2 separate regions of the Mus musculus genome follow, and region 2 is linked to region 1. Evidence: chromatin loops called from intact Hi-C (ENCODE). Cell type or tissue: left cerebral cortex. All regions are shown on one strand.

Region 1 (8,000 bases):
TCACACCAGATAGAAGATGTCCAAGAGAGTATGGACTCTTCACATTCTATTGAACATTATCATTTCCCCTCTTTCTTATTTGGCTTAATTTTCATTTTCTTCAGATAATCCCTCATACATTCATCTTGGGTGAGGGATTTCTTTCCTATTGCACTTAAAACGATTTTATCTCATCATATCCTTTCATCAGTTTTCCATTATTATACCTTTCTTCCCATAAAGTAGTAGGCTACATGGTTTACCTGTGATATCTCCCTTTCTAGAACTTAAACATCATAAAATTGTGGATTGTTTTTTTTATCCCCATGTATTGTTTGCTTATAAACTTAAAGTTATAAATGACTATCATCATAAGTGATCATTTAATAACTGTTATTACAGAAGATATACATCTCAAAGGAGTAAATACTCATACTAGGAAGGGACTTAGTTGTGTGGCTGCTATTGTAATATCTAAAGTATATTATCACATGCAGTTGCCATTTATAAAAAAATACTAAATTTTAATTTTAAAAATTATTACTTACTATTTAAGGAATTAAATTATCAAATTTAATTTAATAAAATTTTATTTCAATGGGTGATGTCAAAATTATAATTATTCTCTAAAGTAGTTCAAAGTTCTTTTTTATCAGGGCCTGAAAATTTCACGAACATGATCCTGCAAATAAAACAACTTAGACAAAAAAGGATATTATTGTATTATCAGTATCCCTCTAAATTAAACGAAATTTACATTAAACAAGAAATTATTTATTCTAGTAAATTTTCTAAACAGATACATATTATCTTAAATGTTTATACTTTGTGCATAATTTATGTCACTGACATATTTTATAGATCGGTTTTCTCATTAGCTTTACTGTCTACATATTGTATCACTTGCTATTTATTTTTTTTCCATTTTTTATTAGGTATTTAGCTCATTTACATTTCCAATGCTATACCAAAAGTCCCCCATATCCACCCACCCCCACTCCCCCTTTTTGGCCCTGGTGTTCCGTGTACTGGGGCATATAAAGTTTGCAAGTCCAATGGGCCACTCTTTCCAGTGATGGCCGACTAGGCCATCTTTTGATATATATGCAGCTAGAGTCAAGAGCTCCGGGGTACTGGTTAGTTCATAATGTTGTTCCACCTATAGGGTTGCAGATCCCTTTAGCTCCTTGGGTACTTTCTCTAGCTCCTCCATTGGGAGCCCTATGATCCATCCATTAGCTGACTGTGAGCATCCACTTCTGTGTTTGCTAGGCCCCAGCATAGTCTCACAAGAGACAGCTACATCTGGGTCCTTTCAATAAAATCTTGCTAGTGTATGCAATGGTGTCAGCGTTTGGATGCTGATTATGGGGTGGATCCCTGGATATGGCAGTCTCTACATGGTCCATCCTTTCATCTCAGCTCCAAACTTTGTCTCTGTAACTCCTTCCATGGGTGTTTTGTTCCCAAATCTAAGGAGGGGCATAGTGTCCACACTTCAGTCTTCATTCTTCTTGAGTTTCATGTGTTTAGCAAATTATATCTTATATCTTGGGTATCCTAGGTTTTGGGCTAATATCCACTTATCAGTGAGTACATACTGTGTGAGTTTCTTTGTGAATGTGTTACCTCACTCAGGATGATGCCCTCCAGGTCCATCCATTTGGCTAGGAATTTCATAAATTCATTCTTTTTAATAGCTGAGTAGTACTCCATTGTGTAGATGTACCACATTTTCTGTATCCATTCCTCTGTTGAGGGGCATCTGGGTTCTTTCCAGCTTCTGGCTATTATAAATAAGGCTGCTATGACTTGCTATTTAAATAGTACTTTTATAATAAGATTATAATTTATTTAAAGGTAAGGTTCTTTTTATGGTTGATGACAGATTGAGATACATGCTTAATTGTATTTATGAACTGGAAATTATATGGGTAAACTTGAAAAAAATAGTTTAACCATAAAAAAAGCAGTCTGCCATTTGTGACAAGATTTGATAAAAGTATGGACACAACATTGAGAATATTTTCATATACATTTAGACACACATAAAAACAACAAATTCAGAATGCAATAGATTATCTCATTTGATCTCTGTAAAGGAAGATAAAATGTTGTTATTTGTAAACAACCCAATAAAGGAAAAAAAGACAACTCATAGAAATGCTAACTTGCTGTTCTAGTGTGATTTGCACTTACATAAGAAAGAATAATTCTTCGAGAGAAACAAAATCAATGTGAGCGATTTGAGATAAATATTCTTTCCCTCTCTTGGCCTGAACAATGTTCAAATTTGATTATCTATCAGCTGACAAATATAAAATTGTGCTATGTCTTAGTTAACTCTAAGCTAATTACTATAAAGGAATAAATCCTATTGAGTCTTGGTCTGTCAAGATTGCCTGTTCCCTCTTGGAGGCCTGTTCTTTTCTGAAGAGGAAAAGGAGGGGGAGTGGATCTGAGAGAGAAGGGAGGTCAGGGAAGGTGTATGAAGTGGAGGGAAGCATTACTGTGGACAGGATATATTCTATAAAAGAAGAGTATATTGTCAATAGAAATAAAAGTAAATAAAATAGATTGCATAAAAAAGAAGAGACAATAGCTACTATAGCAAGACATTACAAGTATTTTGATCATTTTTTTGTGCATTCACAGTGTGGATAAAAGTTTTAATTACATAGTAGGTAGGGTTAAAAGAGACTTCATCACAAATGTTATCCAAATTATTTGAAAAATTAGTGAAGTCTAATTATATGATGTCCATATGTGATTGTTATCTGTATGTATTTTATGAGAAAATTGAATATTTAAAAAGTTCACAACAGGGTGGAATATGAGTATTATACTTCTCTCCAGGAAGGAGTTTGCCTAGTGACAATAGTGGGTATGGTCCTGATTATATGATGATGTCTTCATTCTTTTATACCAGTTTGATGTCAGTCATTTCAACTTATTGAATACAGGCTTATAAGAATAAAGAATAAACATTATCTCAGACACTCTTCCGATAAATAGTTATTTTTACTTTTGAGCTAATTTTCAGTAAATTTTAACACTGGACATATGTGAAAAGATCCAAGCACAATGAAATAATTGCTTCAATTATTTGGGAAACGTGCACAGCGAAAAGGAGTCCAAAGGGCAATTTTCATCAACTGATACTCTGTTTGTGTAGCAAACAACTAAAATAGATTCTGCATTGAACATCATCCATTGAGTACCAGGGGGAAACGAATCTTAGCTTGAAAAATGTAAAACAAGCAAGTGTCCTACAGCACTCATTCAATAGCTATGCTTGGCATCTTTCTCTGCCTCTGTGGTATAAATCTGTCAGAGTCTGTTACAGCCATGGCTTATCTCTAAAGTCTTGCTCCATGCTGGTGGATCTCAGCAATCTCCCTTGTTCTTCATTGGAGCTCAGCTCACACACTAGCTTTTCATTTCTCTTGCTGGCTCTGATTTCTCCTAGTTACAGGAATCTCCATCTGCTCCCACAGTTGATGGCAAAGTAGCCCCGCCTCTCTCCTTGTATTTGTGCCACCCTGTTTCCAGTTTCGCTGTTGTTTTAACTATGTTTTAAATGTGTATCAAAGTTGATTGAAAACTGAAGAAATGTCTACTACTTGTTTAGTTTTATTCCCCCAGGGAACAGTTAGTCTTTGCCACAAACTAAACTGTTTTTAACTGAGGTTCAGAAACTTATTGCAATATGTTTCAAGTAACCAAAATGGAAAATCCACACAAACTGTTTCCTGTGTTTAGCCTCCTGATTTAAAGACAGCTGGTAGAGACAAGCACTAGCATAAATCTTGACTTAGCTTCTCAAATCCTGAACATGAATTGTGATTTTTTTTTATTTTGTGCTTCTGCTGAATGTTTAGCCGTATCTCATGTTGCTATAGCAAAAGGACAGTGATTTGGACTGAGAGGATAGAGGCTCAAATTCCGAACTCACTTATGAGCTACATGACCCATACCTATGTCTAATCTACCTCTACCCTGCATCTCTTTTGATCTTAGAAACAAAATCTAAGGGGAAATAATGAAATTCCTAAACTTTTCAGTGCTAAGAATTGTTAAAGAAACCTGTCAAATTGATCATTTTCCTTTAACAGGCATTTTCATTCTGTAGCCCAAAGATAGCCTGCATTCCCACATAATGCATTTACAGAAGACAGCACTACGCCGTGATGCTAAACGGTTGAGCACCCATAGAGCAGACATATTATCACTTAAAAAATGCTCTCAGATTGGTTAATATTCTAGTAAATTAGTATATTTTTCCATAATAGAAACTTTATTTGACGGGGTAAATCAACACATACATTTATGATCCATTTTGTCAATTCAGGAGCTCAGTTTTATAATTTTCCACTTGAAAAAAAAAGAACTATGAATACCACATTTATCTTTGTGACTAGCTTTCTTCACTTTTGACAACTTCATGTGGCACTTATGTCCACTAAAATCATAAAGTCCTTACATTGATCACTATTTTATCAACTGTCTGGTCATAGATCTGTTAATATACCATAGTTATGTTCCTCCATGTGTTGTTTGCATCTTATATCCTTTTGTTATTTTGTTCTTTAGCTGCATCACAAAGCAAAACAGTGATCCTGGATAATACAATACAACAATCTTTTTTGATCTCTCCTTTAGCATTTCTGAAAGAGCAAACACATTTAATCAAATGAACCCATTTAGCCACACTATCAATATCCTCCACTAAGCTGTAATATCACTCAATTCTGTTTCTCTCGTTTCTTTTTTCTTTTCCACTCTTACAACAAATAAGTCCCTTTCATCTACCATCAAACTTCCAACAACTCTTTTCCTCACCTTTTCATTCTGAAAAAATGATTTCATTGGCCACTTCAGAAGAGCAAGGAAAGAATAAATTAAATAGATCTGAACAATTTCAATGTATGTTAAGGTAGAAATCTGTCAATATTTGGAACCATTTCGCGCTCTCTCTCTCTCTCTCTCTCTCTCTCTCTCTCTCTCTCTCTCTCTCTCTCTCTTGGTCTCTTTCAGTTACAAAGGATTGAAACGGCTTATGTGGCTTTGCAAAGGCAGACATTTAACCTCAAATAATGGTTAATTTTATATGACAAAATGAGTAAGCTGTTTGATGCCCAGTCAACTGATCAGACATCTATTTCTGGGTGTGTCTTAATGATGTTTCTAATACAAATCCTGTTTGAATCTGTAAACTTGAGTTAAGCTGATCACTGTTTTGTTACTGAGAATGTTGAACTTTGCCCAACTGGGGTAGCCACTAGAAAGTCCCAGACTCCAGGGAATCAGAAGGCTCCCGGGAGTCAATGGCAGTGACTTTAGCCAAAATATACAAAAGGGGTGATACAACATGTAGAGACCACCTCCTGTAGATAGGCATGGTACCCAGGTGAGGAATGGGGGCACCAACACATCTCAAAATTTTTAACCTAGAAATGTTTCTGTCCAAAGGAAAGACAGGGACAAAAAAATAGAACAGAGACAGGAGGAAAGGCCATCCAGAAACTGACCCACCTAAGAACCCATCCTATTTGCAGACACCAAGCCCCCACACTATTGCTGATGCCAAGAAGCACTTGCTGATAGGAGCTTAACTTGGGTGTTCCCTGAGTGGTTCTACCAACACCTGAGCAATACAAATACAGATACTCATAGCCAACCATTGAAATGAGCCTGTAGACCCCAATGGAACAACAAGGGGAAAGACTGAAGGAGCTGAAGGAGATTGCTATCCCATAAGAAGAACAATACCAACTAACTGGACCACCCAGAACTCCCAGAGACTAAACCACCAAAGAGTATACATGGAGGGAGCCAGGACTCTAGATACATATGTAGCAGAATATGGCCTTATCTGACATCAATGGGGGGGAAGGAAGGCTGATGTCCCAGCGTAGGGGGACGCTAGGGGGTGTGAGACAGGAGTGTGTGAATGGATGGAGGAGCACCCTCAGAGAGGCAAAGGGGCGGGGTTTAGCGGGATGGGACGAAGAGGTTGTGGAGGGGTAACAGGGAAGGGGGTATATTTGAAATGTAAATGAATAAAATGATTAATAATGAACAAACAAACAAACTTGCACACAAATATTCCAGAACCTAGTGCCTTTAGACTTGGCAGGGGCTGGTAATTAGTGTGTTGGTTTTAGACTCTTTATTTTTAAAGTGTACAATATCTCAGGTCTCCAGTGAGAACTTGGTTCTGGATATCAGCTTCAATAATCATGTTACCAGTAATTCTCCCACATGGTTTGAGAGGTGTCTCAAGCCTGAGTGCATGTACAGCTCTTGCAGATAGGTATGGTTTCTAAAACCCATGTCAAGGAGTTCATAACTGTACTTGCTCCAGAGAATTTAACACCCTTTGAAGCCTTTACAGGAACTTGTATACACATGAGCATAAGCACACACACACACACACACACACACACACACACACACAACACAACACACACACAAACACACACACACACACAGAGAGAGAGAGAGAGACTTTTTAGAAATAAAATTAAATATCCTGATATTTATCTGTGTTATTGCTATGTATAGTCTTCTGAGTTATATAATTCTCTCCTTACAGAACCCATTTCCTTTCAGAGTGAATGAAGTTACAATAGCAAACTTTGTTCTCTCATTGAGTTTCCTTCAACTGATAAAACAGTATGAAATAAGAATTATAAGTCTCTGTGATAAGTCTAACAGTGACATTACTTTCATAATTATATAAGGGAAATTATAAGCTGTAAAAATGTATTTCTGTGCAGTGTCCCTTTTCTCTGTTGGGTGATCTGACCTGATGTTTAAGGAGGTAACATTTCTTTGTCTGGTGTTGTACTGGATCAAACATAGTATGATTTATTCCTTCAATTCTGTGAAATTAAGGAAAGTATTATTTGTGTGGGAAATGAGTTTGTGTGCATTTGTAATAGGCTTTGCTTTGCCTGCAGCATCAGCTATGCCAGCAGTAAGAAAATACCACACTGAGAAATAGAAGTGTGATTTCTGCTGCTGCTCTTTTTCTTGCTTTTTGCCTTGTTGTTCATCACTTTGAAGGCATGGGAATTGTGTTTATTTTGATACGATATGATACAGGTGCAAATATTACTCTGCCTAGAAAAGCAGCAAAATACAAACACCCTTGATATTATTATGAACCCTATCCCAGGTACTTGAGTTTTGTAAATACTTTTAATTACACTGGACAAAACCATCTACTACTAAGTCACCTAAAATTATTTTAGCTATTCAAAAAAAGTCATGAGCTTACTTCTATGATAACTGACTCCATAATCAGGTATCAGGAATGCTTCCTGCAAATTGACTTTGTTTCACTGTTCACGATTAGTGCCTGTACCATATTCACTCAATCAATACTATCTGTTCCCCATCTAGAAGAGAAAGTATGAGGATGCAACTACAATGGAAAAGACAAAGTTAACAATTAATGTGACCTATTTTAATTAGTCAACCTTATTTTTTCCATAACATTACATATAAGTCTTTCATATTAGTTGTATAACCTTGCTTTCTTGCTTTCTGAACCCTCCTAGTACTTGAAATAAAGCTTAGCAAGTTGTACTTGTCAGACTTATTTCTATATGGATTTCATATCTTAAGCTTGGTGTATAAACTCAGATCAATTTTCATCCCTCTTACATTTTATCACTTCTCAAAGAAGTCTATTTTTTTAAAAATGTATGAAAAATATATGTGCATATTCTATTATCTTATAAAAAGAGAGCTAAATTTGGATTACAAATGCCTGACTTTAAATATTAGGCTGGCTCTTTAGTTTTCCCAGAACTTTTGTTAATTCAGGTATAGCTGAGGGTGTTATGTGTAAAACAGAAATGATTTTTCTAAGAAAGCTATTTAACAACATGGTAGAAGAAACTCTGGTTTGGGGCATAATAACTCAGAAATTTAAGCAAAAAAATGGACAAAAGTCTATTATTGCAATACACACACACACATATACATATACACAAACAATTATATACAAA
Region 2 (8,000 bases), 1.5 Mb before region 1:
TGTCATTCCCAAAGTGGCCTGAGGAGGGCAGCCTTGACTTTCTGGTGTTTTATAGTAACTGGAAAAAAGCCCAGGCTTTTACCTGGAATGGAATGGGCCGGTTTGTCACCTAAGTGCAAATGTCATTTTAGCACTTCGCTGGTCACAACACCCTTTCTGGCCTTTATGGGAAATGACATATTCCTGTGTTCTTTGTCTCCAACACATGCTTCAGAAAGGCGCGAGCAGTTACTATACTTTAAAAGGTTGGAGAGAAAACGAAAGAAGAGACCTGGGCGCCAAATACCAGGGAGTACAGAGAACACAAATCAGGTTATGGTGTCACCCAGGCCCTGTGCAAAGTGGTGAAGAGAAAGGATTGCTTCCATATCTCGCTGCTATTAACATGCTTTCTGTTGTTATTTCTCTTTCCGGGGTCAGAGAGATACTGAAGGAGGAGTGGCTCATGTCCCAGCCAGCCCGATTTTCTTTGTCCACCTCGATTCTGTCCCTTGCCCCAGGCCCACTGCCTTGCCCTCCATCCCCCTGCCCTCAGTTCAGCCTTGCTCGTGCCTCTAGCAGTCATGTCTCTTTATCAGTCCCCGGAGCTGTTCTTGGCTGTGGACTGCAGCAGCCCACAGGGGCTGCTGAAAGCAAGCAGGAATTACTACCACAGCAGGTGCCAGGGAGCCATCGATCTGGCCACATGTGACAGCTTAGGGAAGGAAGGTTAGAACAATTTTATGGCCTATTACAGCACCGCTTTCTCACAAGACTGAAATTCTGACGAGTGGCTCTGTCCTACCTGCTTCGCAGAGACACTGAAACTTGGTTTTAATTACGGTAATTACCACTCCCCGCCAGGCCTTGCCTGAGGTGGCCGGAGCTAGGGAACATTCTTCATGAGCTGATTTTTTTTCTTCTTGGCATTTTTTCACCTCTTTTTATCATACGGGACTTTTAGCCATCCTGATGCTGGGATAACGCTGGTACTAAACGCAGGTGAAGTGTAGATGCACATAGTTCCTTCTTTGCATCCCATCTCTCAAAGAGGCGTTGGGGAAGGCCGTAGGATATGCCTCCCTTTTCTTGTCCTGAGACATGAGCTCAATCATTGTGCTCAGTGCCATATCCTGTGAGTGGCTGAGCTAAGCTGGATGGGGAACCCAGACAGTTGCCTCTCAGCAGTCTGGCCCATTTTTTCCAGAGCTCAAGGCTAACTCTGAGCAGAGGCAATGTATATTGGTAAGAAATCATGAGAGGGACTTGGGTACGGGCAGCTCATGCTTGTAATCACAGTGCTCGGGAGGCCGAGGCAGGGGGATTGCCAAGTGTTTGTAGTCACATGGGCTATATACAGTTCTGGACTACCCTGGATTATAGAGTGAGACCCTGACTCCCAAAACCAAAACAAACACACAGAAAAAAAAAGGCATGAGATTGTGGTATTGCCTCAGTTTCTCCATGATGGTCCAGTCTCTCCTGGGAGTAAAAATGGATTGAATATTACAGATAGCAGGGAGCAGCAGAGTTACTGGCATCTCTTCCAGCAGGGCCAACCCTGTCTAGCCAGTTTTATTTTGCTACCGTGTTATGATGTCACCGAGTCATAATTTATTGTCATACTCATTTGTACCCAAGGACTGTTAAAACAATGGCCCCACTTCTAAATTGAATCCTTTTTTTTTTTTTAAACAAATGCTGGGGCTATGTCTACTACAAGCCAGAGCTAGGCTCCAAGCTGGGATAAGGTAACTTTTAAGGCAATGTGTTGCCATCTGGTACGAGATTGTCTGAGGGAGCAACAGAGAAGCAAGTGGTGCCTTAAGTCTGTCTCTTGCCTGTCAACTTAAAATACTCAAGTGAAGCTTTGGTTAGACATTTGGTGTGTGTGTGTGTGTGTGTGTGTGTGTGTGTGTGTGTGTGTGTGTGTGTGTATGTACCCATGTGTTTTCTCTCTCTCTCTCTCTCTCTCTCTGTAACACACACACACACACACACACACACACACACACACACCCTATATGTAGCTTGCTCCTCTCTATCTCTCTTGTCCCTAAGAGCCCAAGAAATAATGTTTACTGAAAGAATCCACAATAAGATTTACTTTATATATTAGAGGAGTCCCCATTAGAAGATTGCACCCTTCATTGTCTGCCCACATCATGGATTCTCGAATCCCACCTGGTACACAGACCCCATCCCGAGCTCCAGTTATGAGGGTGCCCTGCTCATTCCCATGCCATTGCGGCATCTGGCAGGGAAGATGGCAGCAAGAGAATGTCGCATCAGGTGACTGTGCTTTTGAGCGTTCTCTAGCTCCAGAAGCCTGCCATGCTTACAAACAGTTTGCATAATACCTTGTTCATTAAGACCCATAAATTAGCGCTGTTTTAATTGATTTCCTAGAGGCAGTAAATAAAATGACACAGAATGACATCAGACATGGAAAATGACACAGGGTAGGGTTTTTTCCTTCCTTTAGTGCCTGCTTTCTCTCTCTCTCTCTCTCTCTCTCCCTCTCCCTCTCCCTCTCCCTCTCTCTCTCTCTCTCTCTCTCTCTCTCTCTCTCTCTCTCTCTCTCTCTCTCCAACTCTCCAGAGTCTGACAACTCCTTAGCCAAGCCTTTGTTCAAGCCCATGTGTGAAAACCCAATGCCCCTAGCAGCTTCCAGAGCCCTGGGAGAAGTGAGCTGCTGTGTTTGGCACCCTGAGCAGCCAAACCAGGCTGTGCTCACTAGTGGAGTAGGTATGATCAGGCCACAAATGAGGTCTGGCAATTTTGCTCATCGTGGAAACAACTCTAATTGTGAAATCAAAAATCTCCATCCCTCATTACTGCAACTCCTGCCATTCGGTGCCCGGGTTATTAGCATCACTCTGGCTCCCGGGTCGGTCTCTGGCCACAAACCTGGCTGCTCTGGGAATTACAAGGAGGCTAACATTTGCAGAGACTCTTTCTGTGCCAGATTCTGCACAGGGGCTGCACATGTGATCTCTCTACAATCCAGATAAATTGATATCGATTTCTCTGTTTCTGCAGATGAAAGCAGAGAAATTCAGAGAGGTTAATGATCTGGCTCAAGGTCACAGAGCTTGTGAATAACAGAGCCAACGTTTAAACCCGTGTCTGTGTGGCTTCAAAGTAGGTACATTCTCTATCAAATTATGCTACTATGAGAGCTTTTATGTTTTGATCATAGGAGAGCCAGAAAGGGGCTAGCCCTGTTTCTTAAACAGCTCCTCCTCTATGCCTACCAAAGTGAGACCGACACAGAGAAATCTGAAAGCATACATGAATAATTCAGTGTTTATGTAAATCTACACACATTTGCATGTAAAGGAAGCCTTAATTGTGGAATAAAAGTATTGGCCCTGCATTTTGTTCACTGAAGCATCTTGGTGCCTGGCAATGTGCTTGTTACACTAAACAGGCTCAGTATATCTTTATTTAATAAACTAAGAACTGTCAATAGCCATGGAAGAGAGTTTACGAGACAGGAAGATAGAATTCGGGTGTCATTTCCTGAGTCCCATAAAATCACAGGCTTCAGGCAGTGCCTCGGCCGGTTTATCAACAAGACTAAACTGATAACTTTGAGTAGTGAGGATAGAAACTTCAGTGTGTGTGTGTGTGTGTGTGTGTGTGTGTGTGTGTGTGTGCCCAAAGCATTGACAAGGGAATGGGAAAGCTGAAGAAATGAAAGATAGAAGAAGAAAGAAGGAACAGGATTATATGAGAAAGGCTACAGAGAGGTCTGTCTGGCTTGTCTCCACTTTGTTTGTTTGTTTGTTTATTATTAGATCTTTTCTTTATTTACATTTCAAATGTTATCCCCTTTCCTCATTTCCCCTCCAAAAAACAAAACAAAACAAAACAAAACAAAACAAAACAAAACAACAACAACAACACCCTATCCCACCTTCCCTTCCCTTGCTCAGTAACCCACCCACTCCTGATTCACTGTCCTGGCATTCCCCTACACTGGGGCATCGAGCCTTCACAGGACCAAGGGCCTCTCCTCTCGTTGATGTCCCACAAGGCCATCCTCTGCTATATATGCGGCTGGAGCTTTGAGTCCCTCTTTGGTTGTTGGTTTAGTCCCTGGGAGCTCAAGGGGGTACTGGTTGGTTCATATTGTTGTTCCACTTCAAAATGGTGATCCTTCAGCTTTGATTTGGAAAACGACAGGGCTTAAGAGTTAGAAGGATTCAGACAGATGCTGGCTATGACCACCAGGGGGCAGAAGAGGTCCAGCTTCACAAGGTCTTTTGTGACTAGTTTAGGGGACAACCATTCCAAAGACAGGGTGATGAGCAAGGAGATCAGTGGGAACAGGGCATCCTGATTTTTGGAAGGAAATAAGGTTAGGTGAGAGGATTTTCAGCCAAACGCTGTAGTTTTAAGAAATCAAAGTGAATGGGGCAAGGGAATGGGGGATGGGACCAAGGGAGAAGGACAATCAGGTAAAACGAAGTGTTGGCAAGCGAAGGAAACCCTTTACTTGTGTACTAGTTACAAACAAGAAATGAGGACGGCAAAGAAAAAAGTGAGTTACGGAAGAAACAACAACGACAACAACAACAACAACAACAGCAACAAATTATTTTTTATCATGTTATAGATTCTTTATTAGCCTGTCCCAGGAAGGAACCTAGTTTATTGGCTGTCCAGTGTAGAGTGGTCAGCTCTGAAAGCACATAGCCATAAACACACAAACAAAAAAATGACTCAACAGGTTCTATCTATATATTCATGTGTGGACACACATACCTATATATGTGTGTATGTAATAGCAATAATCAAAGAGAAAGAGGGTGTCGACTTGAGAAAGGGAGTATGGGGTGTGTTGGAAGAAGGTGTTGGAGGGGCTGGAGGGAAGAAAAGAGGGGGTGATGCAACTCTCTTTCAATTAAAGATGAATTTTCAAAAAGAGAAAAGGCAAAAAGTAGTTAATGAGACTACAGAATTCCTCAGATGAATTCATATTTATTCTTAGGAAATTGTTTACAACATGTTATGAACCAAAGAGTCCATGATTTAAACACACACACACACACACAGAGAGAGAGAGGGAGAGAGAGAGAGAGAGAGAGGGAGAGAGAGAGAGAGAGACAGAGAGAGAGAGAGAGAGAGAGAGAGAGATCAAGGAGGCTGGGAAGAGGACAGATAGGCATCTCATTATCTACATGCAGTAGACTGAGCTCTGTGAGGGGACACTTGCTCAGGGCCATGCTCCAACCTGACGGGGCTGCAGGACTGGAGTTCAGCACGATTTTTGCCTGTGTCTGTGAGGGTGAGTTTGGACAAGAGTTGGCAGTAGGTTCAGGAAAGGTCATCGTCTTCTCCAATGTGATTTTTGTCTAACTCAATGAAGGACTGTGTAATAGGAATAGCGGGGGGTGGGGAGAGGAAGGTGCATCCCCCTTCCCTGCCCCCTCCTCATTAACTGTAGCCCAACCCACGTGTGGACTTAACGCCATCAGTTTCCGGCACTTCAGCTTGCAGACAGCAGCTTGTGGGACATCCCAGCTTCCACAATTGCACGAGCCAATTCTTCATCAGAAGTCTATCTATCTTCCACATTCGGCTGGCCAGAGTGCGGTCGATAGAAAGGAATGTTTAAATGAATGATGCGGCGTTGTTCACTGCTGGCAACAGGCTGGACCGCAATGCTCTATAGCTGCCTCGTTCTGCATGGCTAACCTCATGCCAACTGAACAACTTTCCTCTTCTCCCTCCCTTAATTACCGTCAGATTCATGAATTCGGTTACTTTGGGAACCTTTTGTAAGTGGAATCCTATAGTTTTCCCACACATGACTGATTGATTTCACTTAGCATAATCTTCTCCATTGCGACGAGTGGCAAGACTGCTTTCGTGTTAAAGCCTGATCTACATCGTATGTATATCAATTGTGCAATCCGCCCATCACCCATGTATTATCAATATTTGTATCTGTTTATCTGTTTTCTTTTTCTATTATATGTTGGTGGATATTTGTTGAATATATCTAATGTTAAATGGCCTTGGTATTAAAACACACACACACACACACACACACACACACACACACACACACACACGGGTGCACATGTGCATGACTATTGCAGGATATTTGGTCACACTGTGAACTCTGAGACTGTGCTGTTTGCTGAAAAAAAAATCTGTTTCTAGTTGTGCTGTGGTTCAGCCCTAGCACACACCTTTAATCCAAGAGCTTTCAGTTCATTGTAAATAGGAATAAATAAAGCCAAGCAAAGGTCAAGAGGCGGAGCAAGCACCGAGTTGACAGGGAGTGAAAGTAGGAAAGAAAAGCACAGAGAGTGAGAGGAAGTGAGGAGGAAGGATAGAGATGCACAGGAAGTAGAAGGGAGGGACATTTGGCTTGAAGGACTTTTGAGACGGATTGGAGAAGGAGAAGGAGAACTGGGACACTGGCTGAGGAGGGAGGTCAGCATCTGGCTTCTGAGTCGTTATTGGTAAAATTGAACGATTGAAATTTTGTTAAAAACAACAACAAACGAATACACACACACACACACACACACACACACACACACATACACACACACACACACACAAACCAACTAGCCTAAACTTCTCTACCAAAGTGAAACTGAATCTCACAAAGGAGACAGAACTTTTTTTTTGGGGGGGGGGGTGATAAAATCTATTACTTTGAGTGCACTAGTAAGGAACATATCAAATTATGCACATTAAATATAAGGACTTTTGTATTCTGATAAAGTTGTTTTATACATACATATCTATCTATCTATATATGTATAGACATACATATATATCTATATAAATATATAGATATATAGTGTTTGGAATTGAATTCAGGGTTTTGTGCATGCTAGATAAACAATCTGCAATTTAAAGCTGTTTTTAGAGCAGTATTTATTTGCAGAGGAAGCAAATGTGGTCCAGCTCTGTTCTTGCAGAGGAGGTGTTGGTGATCAGCAGCAATCCCCACAGCTCCTCTGCTATAACTGGATACATTTTCTTTACCCTGAGTAATGATGTCTGCAAACTTCTCAGGATTGACGACCTGATTCTCTCTCTTTCATGAGACTCAAGACAACTTAAAAACCATTGATAACTGTGGATATTGATGTCTTCCGCTTCAAATAACTGGCACTGTCTCTGATGAGTTTTACAGGATTCCTGTCTACTTGGACAGAATGGATTTTTTTTCCTGGGGACAAGACAAAGTCACACATTGCCTTCTGTGTAGGGCCAGGAATTAGAAGATATGATTCTAGAGAGTACGTTAGAAGGAACCTGGAAACTCGGGCTCTGGTGTGGTCCATGTCTTATTGGGAGACCAGGAACTGAGCACAGGCAGGAACACACCTGTCTTGGACTGACAGTGCAGCAGACACTTGATCTGGATCAGTCGGTATCGTCTACTGTCCTCATCAGCCTGAGAAGAGAATGGCTGTTCTTACCTCCTGCTAGGTAGGGGATAAAATTGGCTTCAAAATAAACAGAGTGGAACGAACAGATTTTTTTTTATGCAGCAGGAGAGGAGCTTTGAGCAGGAGAAAATAATAGTAGAACAGAAATAGAAGATGGAAGGGGTCGAGACAATGGGAGGGCAAAGATGAGGGGAGGACAGGGAAGGGACATGCGCTGTCCGTGGCATCTCACTGCCAGATGATGCTCCTGACAATGCTGGGCCCTGTCACCTCTGTCTTTACCTCTCTCTTGGTATTGTCATGTATGCATTGAACATTGCACATAAGGACATCTCCATTGCTATCCAATACACTTTAACAATGTATTATTAATCTCCCATGTCCCACTGTCTTCTATTTTTGCCTTGCCTTCCCTTCATGCCTCTCAGTTCTTCCAGGAAGTTTGCTTCTATGTTCATTACATACATACATACATACATACATACATACATACATACTACATACATACATACTACATACATACACACACACATACAATTGTATTTATTTGTACTTCTAACCACCAGCTCTCTTTGTTTGTATCAACACTCCTTT

What was found. Peaks named below come from ENCODE experiments on the same cell type or tissue, not always from the same donor. Only the 100,000 strongest peaks of a DNase experiment are listed, where the experiment ranks them.
Region 2: it touches region 1 in a loop (7-fold over the local background); 2 of 42 quality-filtered maps call a loop at or near these places.

The regions. Positions count from the first base shown.
Region 1 is chr5:79,296,779-79,304,778 of GRCm38, forward strand. No RefSeq gene overlaps it. Among named protein-coding and RNA genes, the nearest start is that of Gm25756, 520 kb to the left of the region's middle. In left cerebral cortex, no CTCF peak of the experiment used is centred here; DNase peaks (open chromatin) are centred at 3,534 and 3,678.
Region 2 is chr5:77,803,716-77,811,715 of GRCm38, forward strand. No RefSeq gene overlaps it. Among named protein-coding and RNA genes, the nearest start is that of Gm34912, 130 kb to the right of the region's middle. In left cerebral cortex, CTCF peaks have their summits at 28 (motif pointing right) and 4,218 (motif pointing right); DNase peaks (open chromatin) are centred at 55, 461, 649, 1,803 and 3 more places; H3K4me3 peaks cover 587 bases.